Regions from separate parts of the Homo sapiens genome. Here region 2 is linked to region 1. A link is an interaction called in ENCODE POLR2A ChIA-PET data of the cell type or tissue named here. Cell type or tissue: IMR-90. All regions are shown on one strand.

The links. Peaks named below come from ENCODE experiments on the same cell type or tissue, not always from the same donor. Only the 100,000 strongest peaks of a DNase experiment are listed, where the experiment ranks them.
Region 2: POLR2A ChIA-PET joins it to region 1 with 6 read pairs; 1 of 35 experiments calls an interaction of 5 or more read pairs at or near these places.

Annotation. Positions count from the first base shown.
Region 1 is chr10:118,686,942-118,694,941 of GRCh38, forward strand. It overlaps CACUL1 (CDK2 associated cullin domain 1), which reads right to left. Exons shown (of 9, transcript NM_153810.5): 7 at 4,324-4,462. Among named protein-coding and RNA genes, the nearest start is that of CACUL1, 64 kb to the right of the region's middle. In IMR-90, no CTCF peak of the experiment used is centred here; a DNase peak (open chromatin) is centred at 6,210; H3K27ac peaks cover 1,240 bases.
Region 2 is chr10:116,718,485-116,726,484 of GRCh38, forward strand. The region is part of intron 1 of HSPA12A (heat shock protein family A (Hsp70) member 12A); the gene reads right to left. Among named protein-coding and RNA genes, the nearest start is that of HSPA12A, 20 kb to the right of the region's middle. In IMR-90, no CTCF peak of the experiment used is centred here; a DNase peak (open chromatin) is centred at 3,737.

The sequences.
Region 1 (8,000 bases):
TTTTGTGTCTCCAGCTTCTCAGACAATAACAGAAATGACTCAAATGCTTAGGTAATGAGAAATAATAATCACTACTAGCCTTTCTTCCTCAGCATTTATAAGTTGATTTCTTCCTGAAACACGATTTTTTTCTCTTTAGGTTTCAGTAATGCCACAGCACACATTCCTGACCTTACCTCACCCTGTCTGCCATCCTTTTGAGGTCTCCTTTGCTGGCTCTACCCAGCCCTCTGTCGCTGGTCATCTTTTCTTCTCCACGTGTAGTCCAGGATGGTGATCATACACTCTCTCCACAGGCCAGAGGCTCCCATATCTACATCTCCAACTCTGCCTTCCTCTCTACGCTTCAGATCTACAGGTCCAACTCCTCATCACCATGTCCATTTGGATGATTTATATACACTGGCAAGTTTACCATGACCAGAATACAATGCTGACTCCAATCCATCCCCATTCCTTCTTCAATCTTCCAGCTTGATCACTCAACCCAAAATCCTTGGTCATCCTCTCTTTTCCTCATTCTGGGGCATTCTGTCCCAAAACCAATCACTCCTCATCAACTCCACTGCTATGATCCCAAGCCAAGCCACAGTCTTCTCTTCCCTACACAAGTACATGAGCCTTATTTATCAACCCAGATGAGAGCCAGAGTGATCTCATGTAGAAGACAGATTAGTTCATGCCTCTCATGAAAGCCCTTCAGTGGTTTCCCACTACAGTTAAAAATTAATTCCAACCCATTCTCCAGCCTACTCTCCCACCTCACTTTCCTCCACTCTCTGCCTCTGTTCACTATAAGTCAGCCATCCTGGCTCACTGGCTGTCCCTTGCATGTCAGCACTTTACTACTTACTGTCCACTCATAGGACTTACTACTCAATATTATTTTTTTTTTACATGTTTGTTGTTTGTTATTTGCCTCCCAACATCAGAACATAAGTTCCATGAAAACAGGAACTTGGCCTGTGTTGTTCACCCCACTGCCTAGAAGAGTATAGACAATAAATATTTGTTGAATTGACAAAGTAGTAACTTGTAAATAGTCTCATGGATAAATTATTAAAATGCTAACCAAGGTGATTTATTTCCTGCTTTTGAATAATTTTCCAGATAAAGTTTCCCATTTACTTTCTCTGGTTATGTTGAGGACCAGGGCAGAAACCTCTTGCTAAGCTAGGTAAGGAGCCTCAACTGACCGGCAGAAAGAGTACACACTGTATGACCTCTGAAGGGTTTTTCTGTAGGCACCACATTCAGCACAAATTAGCTTCCACAGCCAAAAGAGCTCTAACAGGCCGGCCCTCAGGCCACTTTTTAAACACCTCTGTAGTCAACACTACACCTAGCCAAAGCCAAGTGAGTGTCTTCCGTTGTTATTCACACTAGTATCATCACAGTTGCATTCACCAAATATTCTGAAACAAACAAGTTAATGATCAAAAAGGAAGACAGAATTTTATATCTGGAACCTCGACTTATAGACACAACCTTCATTTCCATTCCTCAAAGGTTAAATAAAAACTGAACATGTAAATATAACAGGAGAAAAATACAGACGTGAAAACAACTGGAGGCAGGAAAAGGAGTATCAATGTGATTTATGCAAGAGGCTGCTGAAGAGATTAAGTCCGGAACGCTCTCTCAAAACCCTTACTACAAAATAAAAAAGCCCAAATTTCGGCGTCACCTGCTCAGCTAAAAGACCTATGTTCTTACCTTGGTTACTTAGATCTAGTAGTTATCTTCTGTAGTGTTACCGTTGACAACAGATACCAAACTTCCACCCCTCGCCAATCAATTCAATTATGTAGGTAAGAGATAAAAAGAAGCTGTTGCTTTTAGCTTATGTGTTAATTCCAGCCTACCCTATATTTCCATGCACCTAACAATTACAATTCACAAAAATTCCAGCTCAAATGAGAATCCACTAACTGCAAAAAAGGATGTATTTGACAACAGTCACTTTATTTTAAAACAATTCAAAGACTTACTCTGTGCCATCCACATTAAAGCTGTTTGTTGCCTACTCAGGATCACTACATCACTTAAGTTCATCTTACATGAAAAAGTGCCCATAACAATGAACAGGAATCACGTGGTTGGTTAGGCATAAACCATAAAATGACTGCTCAGATAAGAAGAGGCAGAAACAGAATTCTTAAGACAGGCTGTACTATATTCTCCTTTTCTGGGGGCATCAGTAGACACCACTTCTTCTAAAATATTATTCCTAATTAAGGCATTAAGTTGGACAGGACAGAATGTGGAAGGTCCATGCACAAGAGCAGAGGCAGGCTCCCCATCACAGCTGCCAAAGGTGGCATGTGCACGTCCTTCCTGGCCAGTATGAGTAAGCTCAGAATTACATATGAGAACGTCCACTTTGGCGGACTTACTCTGTGCAAAGCACCTGTCAGAATACTTTTATGAGGCAAAGTTTAATCCTCATAGCACATGTATAATAAAGTTTAATTACAAAAATGGTCTAATTAAGTTTGTAAAAACATTTTATCATCCCTTGGAATACTGCCTAGTATTTAAATCCAGCCAGAAGTTTTATAAAATAATTCCACTTAGAGACAAAAATTCCTATTTATACCAAAAATTCAAGACATTTCCCTGAATATAACCAAACTGGCCAGTGGCTGAATAGTGCCATGTTTGTCCTTCATGTGCAGACACAATGCAACCTGAGGTTATTTACAGAGGCAGTTACTCATCTCATCCCAAGCAAATCTGACATAAGAGCTACTATAAACCAAGCAGTCCTGCACCCTGTTCTCTTATTCCAGTACCAAAATTAGGATTAGAAAAATGGGCACGTTTAAGCAATTCCATGCATTGCTCTGGAAGGCAAACTCAATATGCTCAAAATTCACAAGAGCTATATTCCTATACTGCTTCACAAAAAAGTTTTCAGAAGGCTGTCTTTTTAAAGGTATAAACTCATCCTAAATTAAGAGCAAATGTTCAAATAAAACATGAATGTATGAAAGTATAAAGACTTCAGAATTATGGTAAGCCTAGAAAAAAACCTATAACATCATACTCAGATTATTTTGCATTTATTTAAGAATACTGGGCCGGGTGCAGTGGCTTACACCTGTAATCCCAGCACTTTGGGAGGCCAAGTGTATCACTTGAGGTCAGGAGATCGAGACCATCCTGGCTAACAAGGTGAAACCCCGTCTCTACTAAAAATACAAAAAATTAGCCGGGCGCGGTGGCGGGCGCCTGTAGTCCCAGCTACTCGGGAGGCTGAGGCAGGAGAATGGCGTGAACCCGGGAAGCGGAGCTTGCAGTGAGCCGAGATTGCGCCACTGCAGTCCGCAGTCCGGCCTGGGCGACAGAGCGAGACTCCGTCTCAAAAAAAAAAAAAAAAAAAAAAAAGAGTAAGGATTATAAAAATGGAAGCTATTACTGTGACCTTAAATGATTTGCTGATACAGGCTATTTTCTCATGGGGAATCACAAAAATTGTATTAAAATGTATTTTAGTTGAAAAATGCACTCTGCAAGATTTTTTGGGATATGACCACGTTAATTAAGCGCAAAAACTTTAGAAAAATTATCAAAACCAAGAAAGGTAAATAAAGAGATGCCCTACTTAAGAAGAAACCACTAGAATTTAGGGCAAAAGGGGAAGTATGAAATACAGAATTTAAAGCCTCTATGCTAGGTTAGTCATAAAAGTACATTATAACAGATCATAAAAGTTCTATATGCACAGGACTAATACAAGAAAATCAAAGTTGAAAGAGCTCCTGGAGCTTGCCCACCTAACTGCTCACCCAGTGGGAAATCCCTTCTTCAAAATGTATGGGCCGGGCATGGTGGCTCATGCCTATGATCCCAGCACTTTGGGAGGCCTAGGCAGGCGGATCACTTGAGGTCAGGAGTTTGAAACCAGCCTGGCCAACATGGTGAAACCCCATCTCTACTAAAAATACAAAACAATTAGCCAGGTGTGGTGGTGGCACACGCCTGTAATCCCAGCTACTTGGGAGGCTAAGGCAGGAGAACTGCTTGAACCCAGGAGGTGGAGGTTGTGGTAAGCCGAGATTGTGCCACTGCATTCCAGCCTAGAAAACGGAGCAAGACTCCATCTCAAAAACAAAACGTACGTAATGAAGAGCAGCTTCCACAAAATCAAAACCTAGCTTCAACATTTCTACAGACAAGGAGCTAATGTCTTCTTGCAGCAGCAAGACTCTTGGCCAGTTACCTCCCATTCTCAGAACCTTACCATTTCTCCCATGTCAAGCCAGACTGGCCTAGGGAAATGGACATATTTGACCACTAAAGGAAAAAAAAACAACTTGCCTTGTAAAACCATTCTGTATAAGTTCTCTTTGAAATTTCTGATCTTGAGCAGCATATTCAGAAAGTTCAGATTCCACCGCCGGAGGGAGAATGTTTGGAATAAATTTAGAAAATAGAGTTGGAGCCATCTGAACCCACTCTGTGAGGAAAGGAAACAATTCATTAAGGAAATCATATAAACACACCAAATTAAATGGAAAAGGGAAAGTTTTCTTTTAAAATATATAGTAAGCCAAATTTAAGCAGGGGAAAAAATTAGTGCAATCCCATTCTGGTAAAGAACATACAAAGTTAAATTTCCCTTCTAAAAAGAATTTTACAGGCCGGGTGCGGCGGCTCACACCTGTAATCCTAGCACTTTGGGAGGCCGAGGCAGGTGGATCACGAGGTCAGGAGATCGAGACCATCCTGGCTAACATGGTGAAACCCCATCTCTACTAAAAATACAAAAAATTAGCCAGACACGGTGGCGGGCACCTGTAGTCCCAGCTACTCAGGAGGCTGAGGCAGGAGAATGGCGTGAACCTGGGAGGCGGAGCTTGCAGTGAGCCGAGATCGCACCACTGCACTCCAGCCTGGGCGACAGAGCGAGACTCCGTCTCAAAAAAAAAAAAAAAAAAAAAAAAGAAAAAGAATTTTATAGTATGAAGAAAGCCATTTTTACTTTACTGATTTAACAGAATTTAGTGAAAACCCCTAGGGAATTTTTGAACAAATCTTACAGAAAATTATAAGTATGGAGGAAAACATGAATGTGATTACCAAACAATTCTGAGTGGGAGGGGACTTGGTGTAAATATCAGCCTTATTAGCCATTAATTAAAACAATATATAGCCCAAGAATAGAACAGTACAAATAATAAGTAGACATATTTAAAAAAAGAGGCAGCACAAAAGGTAGGAGGGACTGAACGTTTAATAAGTGGGCTGGAGGTAACTGGTTAGTACTTTGAAAATATTTTTTGAGCCATGTTCAATTACAGCAAATATATATAAACAACAGTAAAAAAAAAAGTGGTTATCAAATCATTTTTTAAAAGCTCAGGAGACTATAGAAAATAAGGCAAAGAAGTCACAAGAAAACACTTGCACCAGATATGACAAAGATGAATTAGTATCTTTATTATAACGAATATGTACAGATCAGTAAGACCAGATAAATGAGTGAAAGAACCTATAATAATAGAAACAGAATAGCCCTGTTAATATTTAAAAAAATTCAAGCTAAAATAAATATACTCTCTCCTTTTTATTCAGTGAACATTAAAGAGAATTAACACCCACCTGTATCAAGGGCATGGGGAAACCAGTATTTCCCTTCCTTGGTGGTGGTCCTCAATTAACACTATTACTCATTTTGAATTGTTTTAATCTAGCCCTTTTACATTTTTCCTCTTGGAAAACATTTTGGCTACACATGTCAAAAACTATAAAAATATTAATGCTCTTGAATCACTTTAAAAACGATAATCTGAGTAAATGATTATAAATCAGAAAAAGCCACGCTTGATGCTGTGGAACATTTGCTCTGTGGTAAGTAAAAAAGTAGAAGTTAATAAAACGTCTAACAGGAGAATAGCTAATTAAAGCTGGCAAATAAGCACTGCAAATGATACAAGGACCAATCCATTCAGTCACGCCTTGGGAGAAACTCGTGGCAAAATGCTTCCCTCCTTCCAGTCCAGCTCAAATATGGCTTCACTAAGAGTCTCAATACAGTGCTACAGAGAACCACTAATCAGTCACAGCTGGCAAAGTCAAACCCATCTGCCACAAAATAAAGATGAAGAAACAAAGTGTGTGTATTAAATGAAAACGGGCAGAATAGGATTGCTGGAACTATTTCTAAAGAATGGATGCCAAAAATGGTAAGTCATGAGAATCTCCAAGGATTACAGCCCAGGAATCTAGAGTTTAAAAAGCCTTCTTAAGTGACTCAGATGCAGTCATACAAAGACCAGCACTTGCGAACTACTGCAGTAGAACAAACTTTTGCTTTCAAAATTCAACTTTTAAAATATTCTAATCTTAATCTGTCAGGTGAATAAAATGGCTTTAATAAAGCAGGAACATAATGGGTACTGGCAAAACATGTAAATGTCAAAATATGTTTTCAAGTATCTCAGAAAATGTGCAGGGCAGCAAAAGGTTAGTATGTGATAAAATTCACCTTTTCAAAAGGACAATTCTCAAATATAGAATTCTCCTTACAAGTAGTATAAATCCTATTACAAGAGCTTGAACCTGGATAAAATAGCATTTAGATAAACATGTACCCACAATACTTTTCTACCTTTAGTGATAAACTTTATTTTGCAATTTTGTTACGTATGATAAAAGCCAGTGCTTATAAGCTGCCTACTTGGGAGGCAGAATTTGTCATACTGCACTTAGATGCTTTCAAAGGAAAAAAAATCATTCATAACCTGGTACACACACTATTTCAGGAGCCATCTTCATCACACTGCTGTAAAATTCTGAGAAACTAAATACAGAAAAGTATCAGTTTATTGGACATATGCAATAAAATCTTTACTACTTTATACAAGTAATTTCTGTTAAAAGTCACAGAAAGTAAAGCTCAAACCCTAGATCCAAATTTAACAATAAATTTGAATACTCTAGATGTCATTAATCATTTAAAGTAGCCTAAGGGTTTTGTTTTGTTTTGATGGAGTCTCACTCTATCGCCCAGGCTGGAGTGCAGTGGTACAATCAGCTCAGGAAGTAGCTGGGACTACAGGCGCCCGCCACCATACCAGGCTAATTTTTTCTATTTTTAGTAGAGACGAGGTTTCACCGTGTTAGCCAGGATGGTCTGGATCTCCTGACCTCGTGATCTGCCCGCCTCGGCCTCCCAAAGTGCTGGGGATCACAGGTGTGAGCCACCACACCCAGCCTAAGAAGGTATTTCTAAAATCAGTCTACCAGTACCAGTTTTCACTTGGTTTCCATTTTAGCTTGCTAAATTCTGACAGGTCGTTTAATTAAGCAAACAAGCCATCAATTAATTAAAATAACCATTAAACTCAAATGGATAGTAATAACAGCAGTGAATGTTTGCATGCTTATTATGTTATCAGGTACTGTGCGTTAAGCTCTTTATATCATGTTTTATTTCATTTAATCCTCAAACAACAAAAGAATTTCACAAAAAGGTAATTACTATCTAAAAAGCATTCCTTGTATTTATAGATTGTAGAACAACGTTCTATCCTGATAACTTTTGTAATCTCTCTCCCATGGACATTTATAAGTTGCTAGACAACTCTATGACAAGTTTGAGGTTCCGGCTTATAGAAAGATATATACAAAAGCTCCTTGGGATTCCTTTAAATTTATAATGTTTTATTCTAAGATAGAGAGACACATTAAGAATTTAAAAACCATGCTTTTGACTATAGTGATCTTTGGTATTTGCTTTGGTTCTTGTGATTGTCTCTCTCCCCAGAACATCCTTACAAAATGACTGTAACTTTACCAACACTTCTAGATTCTTCGCAAGTTACTTAACAGGCCTAAGAAGACGGGGTTGTGAATGTGGATGTCTGTAAGTATGTGCAGCGTGAGGCAGGAAGTAAAGAAGAAACTAAGACCAAACATGAGATTCAATTTTATCCAAAGTGTATCCTACAATTTATTTCTTGTATTTCCCTCACAGGTTCTGCAAAAACCAC
Region 2 (8,000 bases), 2.0 Mb before region 1:
TGCCCAGGAGGGCAGAGGCTTGAGCACATTTAAAAACCCCTCTGCAGCATTCCTTAATGGAAGAGACATCCCAAAACAGTTGTACGGCTTGTGCACTGCACAAAGGCACCAACCTTGAGGGACACCTCCCAAGCAGGGCTGCACTTACCCAGAGGTAAGTGTGCTATTTTCTTACCACAAAGGCATCTTTCCAAGCCTTGAAGGGCTGCACTGCCTAGAGTGGGCCCCTTTTTTTGAATTTTTGCATCTAAAGCAGATTTTTTCTAATTCACCCAAAAAGTAGCCATGGCACTTAATGGTCAAAGAAGGGAAGAAAATGCTGGGTAAGGTACTAAGTTTCCCGCAAGTAAAGCTCAAGCAGAGGCCAGGCAACCACTTAACTGAGTTCTAGAAGAGGAACAGAAGGTCAGAAAAACTCAGGGGTGTGGGGTGAGAACTAGAATTTATGAATCGACACGAGATTCACTGAATACTTGCTACATGCCGGGTGTTGTAGAGGCTGAGTAGCTGTGCCGAAGTGCAGTGGCCATGGACCTCAGAGGGCTGGTTCAGACCTCGGCTCAGGTCCCTGCTGGTCTTGATAGATGCTGCCAAGATACTGCTGTGTCCACTCAAAATCCATTTCCTGCTTCTTAACTAAACCCCAATTTTTACATTTGGGGTGTGATCCCTCCTGATAACTTGGGGTAGATCCCAAGTAATCTAAGCCAGTCATGGCAAGCCTCCTCCCGCTGCCAATGAGGAACGTGGGAGTGGGTTTGTGACCCACAGTCCTGACTGATGGGACATGAGAGGAAGTCGGCCTGGGGCTTCTGGGAGGAAACACCCCGCCTTTTAAGTGAGTACCCTGAGAAGAGGGTGGACGCACAGGGGCGTGAGGCCACACCTGCAGCTGCCACCTTGCCACCAGCACACAGATGCAGCCACCACCAAAGGAACCTCCCTCCGTCCTTGAGGGGGTCCATGAGCTGCCAAATCAGCCTGCTGGGCCCCTGGACTTCCCATTCTGGTCATAATTTCCCTTCTCTGTAAACAAGACAGGATCAGGTTTTCCATGCTTTGCAACTAAAAACTGATTCCTAGTTATGCAATCTTGAACAAATTACTGAACTTCTCTGGTGCTTGGTTTTCCTTATGTATTAGATAGGGATAATAATAGCTCATACTTCCCAGGATTAATGAGGATTAAATAAGAATAATGCAGGCAAAAGTCTTAACAAGTGTACCTATTATTACTTAGATGGCATCTCATATTATCTTATTAAACAACCCAATGAGGTGGGAAATATTTAACAGCAGAGAAAACCAAAACACAGAGAGGTTAAGCATCTTCCCAAAACCACACAGCCAGCAAGTCCCTGTCACCAGTGCCTGAGCTCCTTGTCTCTACCACATTCCAGCCCTGAGGTTCCTGGACTCTGTGACTCCCACTCAAGTCTGTACTGCTGGCAGCTTGCAGCAAAGAGCAGTGAAAAAGTAAAGGGCTTTACTGGGAGTGGACCTAGGGAGTAAGTGCTAATGAATAGGAGTTTCTTCCCAGGGTGATAAAAATGTTTGGGAATTTAATAGTGGTGACGGTTGCACAATCTTGTGAATACTATAAACCACTGAATTTTATGTGGTGAGTTTTATATGTGAATTATATCTCAATTAAAAACAAATCAAAGAGCTGCTAGAATCAGCCTTGTAAGGAGAAGTGCCCCTGTCCCCCTGCCTTCAGGAGCCCAGCCTCGTCTCTGGGAATGGACTCAGTCACCGCCACCCACCCTGGGCACCGCCCCCTCCCTCCTCCAACCTCTGTGCCTGGTAGAGTTGGCCACAACTTTCTCCCAGGACCCATCCAGTGGTTAATCTAGCTGCGGACTCCAGACTCTCCAACTGGGGCTGGGGCAAGAGCTGGCACTGGCCTCTCCCAGACACCCTGCTCTTTGGCAACGTAAGAATGCAGGCACAGGGCCGGGGCAGCGCCCTAGTCAGACAGCTGCAGTTTCACTCTTCCCCTAGATGCTGGGAAGCTGGCTAGTCAGAGTAGAATGGCCCCACTCCTCCCCAAGGCCAGACGTGCCATCCTGCTGGGGTGCTGCAGGCTGACTTGCTGGTGCTTCCCCTGACAGATCAGCTGTTTCAAGCTATGCCAGAATAAATGCTAGTGAAAGCCTCAAAACCTGCAGCTGTAACTAGTCTTCTGCAGACCCACCTTTGACAGGAGGGCAAACTGCACAGCATTAAAACATTCTGCTGTGTGACCGTCTGCACGTGCCAGCTGCAGCTAGCCAGGTCCTGGGCAGGGAGGTGTGCAGGAACCTGCCTAAGAAAATGCTCCTTCCAGGAAATAAAGGAAAAGAGAAGGCCAATGCTAAAAGGGGCTCCAAGGAGCTCTGAGAGAGGACGAGACAGGACCACCCACTGCAGCCTGGAGGGGAGGCACGATGGGAACTGCCCAGGATGCAGGGACACCCCCAGAGGCTAAATGTTCTGCTCAGAACAGGCAGCCGCAGCACAGACAGCAGACTTCCATGTCAGAAGAGAGGAGACAAAGTCCTTCCAGAGACTTTTTAAGACCTTTGAAGTCTAAAATCCCTAATTACTTCTTACTTTGTAAGTACAAAATCTTCAATGACAGACTTACATTTGTACAAAAAGAATTAGTAAACTGGGTTAAGTTATTGATTAACTTTAGACTTTGCTAAGTTAAGTATGCATGGCAAAATTTCAAGGGTAACTAATCTTGAAAGCAGTTGAAATTGAATCCCTAACTTCAGAGCAGTAAAGAGAGATAAATACACAAGACACTGAATGAACAATTCCTCCTGGGGACCGAATTTGCTCAAAGTCTTTTCCCAAGGAATCCATAGGTCACAGAAAGGCATCTCCCAGGTCTCCTCCACAGAGCACAGGATCCAGAGGTCACCCAGAGCGTCCCACCTGAGGCCAAGCAGCTGTGATGAGGCCAGCAGGGTGCCCCCTCTATCCCACCTTTTTATATTGTACCAAGCCAGCTCCTGGCCCAGAGAAGGCAAAATACTGACCATTAAATTTTGATGAGCTTTTGAATTTGAACTTAAAGTAAGTCAATCTCACTAAAAACAAAACAAAACAAAACAAAACGAAAACCCGGGTGTGCGTGACTATAGCAGGGTAAGAGCAAACAAACTACAAACCCATCCTAATCCCCATCCCTCCCCTCCCCGGCACTGAAATGCAAATATGAGTCTCTCCAAACCCTTTACTGAGCTGCGGTGGGGACAGCAGGCCTCAGAAACATATACACTCCAGGAAATAATGTACATGCTGTGTTTAGGGGCCCTGGGAGGCCGTGCAGATGGCCCCAGCTGCCATAATATTCACACTCATCATCATGGCTGCTCACCCACGTTGGTGTGTACATGTTATGAAAGAATGAGTGAACACACGTGGCCTTCCAGGACCCCTTGTTCCAGCCCCGACACATCAGTCTCTGCAGTCCTTGGGTCTGGGGAATGAGACTTTATACCTTGTTACCATGCTCAGATGGACAACCGCCCAAGTTCAGGCAAGGGAGGAGGTCTTGGGCACCCAGGGTGGTCTGTCTCCGGCTTTTCATTACTGCTGCCCCACAGACCTGTCCCTCCCAGGCGCAGGCCTGCCTGCTTCATTAGGCAGGGCAGCTTCTCTGACTTCATTGTTATCTTTAACAGCTCCATCTGGACCTCAATCAATCAGCGGCCATCTCCTCTGCAGAGAGGAATGCTCCAGACGGGTCAGGCGCAGGGTGACTAGCCTGACTTCCAGCAGGCGCACAATCCTCCCCCACAGAGCCCAAGATGTCTGTGCCCACGGTGCTGACTGCTGGGAGGTGGCCACAGGAATGCCTTGGACTTGGAGAAGTGGGAGCTCGTGCTAGGGACACCCACACGAGCCCACGGCTCCAACCAACCCTTGTCTCCCTGCCTCTCGCTCTCTCTCCACAGACCTAGTCTGGGAGGGTCCTGAATGGCATAGACACCACACTGAGGACATTCTGGGTTAATGAACAAGAAGAGTTCCAGGAGCTGACCCTGCAACAGGAAGACGGGTGGTATGACCCAGAAGTTCATCAGTGGGACCAACCAGGGCCGATGTGAAACATCCCCTGCACCCCACACTCGGTGTGCCTGTCCTGAGCCCTCCTCTGCCCATCCCTACCCAGCTGTCATCAGTCTTATCTTGTGGACATGCATCACATGGGTATTTAATTTATGAGAATCCAACTATGAGATCTCAGGCCAAAACATAGTGGGATGATTTCAATTTAAATATTAAATTGAATATTAAAAACACTGTAATTAAAAGCCCTGTAAAAATCTATTTTGCACATGGACTCTTCATGAGACACCATGGTAAGTGCCACAGGGGTGTTAGGACAGACTGACATCCCTGAAGGGGGTGGGGGAAGGTAGCTCCAGGAAGGTGACGCTTGGCTGGCTCCCGGGAGGGCAAGTTTGCTGAATGAACAAGGTAGGGAGTAAACAGCAGGCCAAAGGAACAGCAAGGGCAAAAGCAGAGCGGTATGAAGGGCTTCCCAGAGAGCCTTATACTCTCCCAGCTGGTGTCACTGCCTCCAGGCTGTCCCACTGGATCACATCACAACCACCACCATCATCATGTCACTCCCAGCCTCAAGCACCTACTGTAGCTCTCTATCCCCTTCATATCAGATGCAGCTGTTTAACCAATCAGATACCTCCATTACCCCCTAACCATTGCCCCCCCATCATTCCTGTCCTCATACAACCCCCTGCACAGCTGGGCTGTGTCCTCTGCCATCTGGGAAAGCCATCTGCCATCCCTCAGGCCTGGCTTGTGCACTGGCTGTCTGCAGGGAGAGAGGGGCCCGCTGACCTTCACGTGGGAGGATTTGACCCTCATGCTGCCCTCCAAATAGGCACAGCCCCAAGCTGTTCTTCCAGGGGCAGGGGACGGGGCTGAGGACCCCGAATGAGCTGGGTTCTGGGGCAACACCCAGTTCCACCCTCACCAGCTCTGTCACAGACGGGACTCTGTCTCAGGTCTCAGTTTCCACAAGTACGTACCAGGCTAACAACTGTCTCTCTCACAGGGCTGCTGTGGAGACCACAAGGGGTGACCCATAAGGAAACTCCAGCACCGAGCTGGGTGAGGTTAGGTGCTCAGGAAGCATGGGGCCTCCCCTGACATTCATTCCTGAGACCCACTGCGCACACGTGCTGAGGTTTTAAAACTGAATCTCCAGCCTGAGGACCATGAGGACCACTAAGCCTCAGGTGGGACCAGCAGCCCTGCTCCTGCAGTCAGCCTCTCCACCCGTTCCTTAGATCCCGGCTGCTTCCAGTACCGAGCCACCTCCAAAGAGAAGGGCTGTGCTTCCAGGCCCATCTACCATCTTGCCCGATGCCCACCTGAGGGCCCCTGACCATACCCCAGTAGCTGAGGCCAGCGGGTCACCTGTACCCAGGCATAGACAGCACTCTGCTGAGCCATCCATGGCTGCATGGCCCCAACAGAGGCGTATCGGGCAGCACTGGCCGGAACTTTAGAAAGACAGAGTTTGGGCTACTTTTCAAGCAGCCCTTCTGCACCTTGTACAGAGCCCTGCACCTGGGGAGGGCCCAGCCTATCTTGCTTCCTGGCTGTTTGATGTCAGGAAACCACTGGATCTTGAAAGTGGCTTTCTTGTGGCTGGAGGCAGGGCCACAAGGGAGTGTCACAGATATTTCCAGGGCAGAGATGAAGAGAGAACACGCACTTTGGGTTCAGAGACCAGAAGGCCACCACCACTCTCTCCCCATGGGATCTTTTTTTAAAACTTTATAAAAAAATTTTTAGTTTTTTAAATGTTTCTGATATATTATATTTGTACCTATTTATAGGTGCCTGTGAAACATTGTTACATGTGTAGAATGTGTAATGACTAAGTCAGGGCACTTAAGGGCCATGGGGTCTTCACCAAGATTCACGACCTTTTGAGTCTCCATCTCCTCTTCTAAAAGAGAAGACCCCCTTCCCCATGGTGCTGGATTTTGTGACAGCCCCTCTGTGAGCTTTGTCTCAATATGCCTGGCCAGTCTGGAAGGCTCCCCACCAAGGGGTTAACAGGGGCTGCCTCTGAGTGTGGGGTCCTGGCTGTTTCCTCCTTTCTTGCTTTGGATAATATTTCCTATAGTAAACACGTAAGTCTTCTGTCATGAGAACCAAAGCTGTCTCAGGTTTTACCCAAAACCTTCCCAGGACAGTGTGGGGCAGAGGAGACAAGTGAGTGACGCCTCCTGTCCCTTCCTGTGGCCTCACTGGGTGCCCTGCGGCCCAGAGCCCAAGACTCCAGCTGCTCCCAGCCATAGCCCTGGTCCTGCCCCAGGTCTTTGCCTGCTCCTCAGTCTCCTGAATCAGGACCCCCAGTCTCTAACAGCTCCCAGTGACCACCTGGCCCCCAGACCCTGAAGGCCAACTCTCTGCCTGGCAATCTCCCAGCAACACCGTGGTGCAGGCTCTTTTTCTCAGCTCCGTCCCCCAGAGGAGGAACCAGAAGCTCTGGAGGTGTTGAGACCTGCCCAAAGCCTCACAGCGAGGAACAGCAGAGCTGAGACTTGAACCCAGGACTTGAGCTGTTCCCACAATACCACTTTGCCTTACAGAGAAAACACAGTGCAGGGATCCCACCTGGAAGGGGGCTCTCAAACTGCCTCATCCTGTTAGCCTCCTCCAGGGCCCAGGAGCTCCACTTGATGGGAATTGCTTCTGGCTTCAACACTTAATTCCCCAAATGTCCCCTGCCTGAAGTGAGCCAGCCTGTGTTGAGACAGAAATCCTGCCACCCTGTAGGGTGGGGAGCACTCTGCTAGGGTCCCAGGCCTCACGCTGGGCCTCCATGGACCCAGCTCCACCTCTGAGCTTCCATCGTTAACATCAGGTCAGCATCCCAGTGTTGTTCAGTCGCCAGATTTGAAAAGAAGCCTGAAGCTGGCATGGCAGTGTGCAAGGGAGGACTGCGTGGCCCCCAACAGGCTGGGGGCCCTGAGAGAAGGGGCAGGCGAGCAGGGGAGGGGCACCAGGAATTGTATGCATATTCACAGATAGAAAGGGGTCACAAATTCTCTCCAAGGAAGACATCAGTTATGAGTATGGGACTGGGGAGAGATGTGAGGACTGAGGAGCTTTGCTGGCAGAAGGAGTGGGGGTGGCAGAAGGGGCGCTATCTTGGGACACAAAACCCAGAACTACTCCCAGCGAGTCACAGGGTGAGAGGGATATCCCACTGCCAGGGTGACTGTATTTTTGGCTTCTGTGTTTATGTTTTGCAGTTTATTTCTGCCTCATCGCTAATATTTCATTAGAAAGTGGCTCTTCCCTCCCCCAACCCCTGCCACACTAATATTTTTGGGAGGAAATCTTAAAAAGACCCCAGCTGCATTCAGCATGCTTGCGTGCTATCTTAAGGCCTGCCTCTACCGGCATAGGACTCCGTTTACAGAATGCAACTCAGTGAGGAAGTCAAGTTTTCTATCTGAATATTCATTCAACATACAAGGTTTAGACACACACACACACGCACACACACACACACACACACACACACAACAGGCCAAGCAGGACAAGGTGAATTCTGACATTCCCATGGTTCTCTACCCAATCCTATCCTGCTGGCTGGTCTTCCCTCCCAAGAGCCTCAGGCTCTGTCCCCTGGCATGTGGCACTTTGCAATCTCACTACCGAATATTTACCAAAGGCCCAAGGAGTGTGGTGTTGGGGCAGAATCTGCACCCATGACCAGCCATGACTTTGTGGGTTCAAGTTTGAATAAACTGCAAGAACCCCAAAGGAAGACCTACCAGAAGCTTCTAACATCTCTCAGCCCATTCCTTCCTCTGTCTCTGTCTCCCTCCTCCATCTCAGCTGCTCACTCTACCTCTCTCCCCACGCATGCATGCACATTCAGAGTTATATACGCACATTCCCAGCAGCCTCCCCCGAGACAGGCCTGGCAGGACCCCACCAGCTCCAGCAGT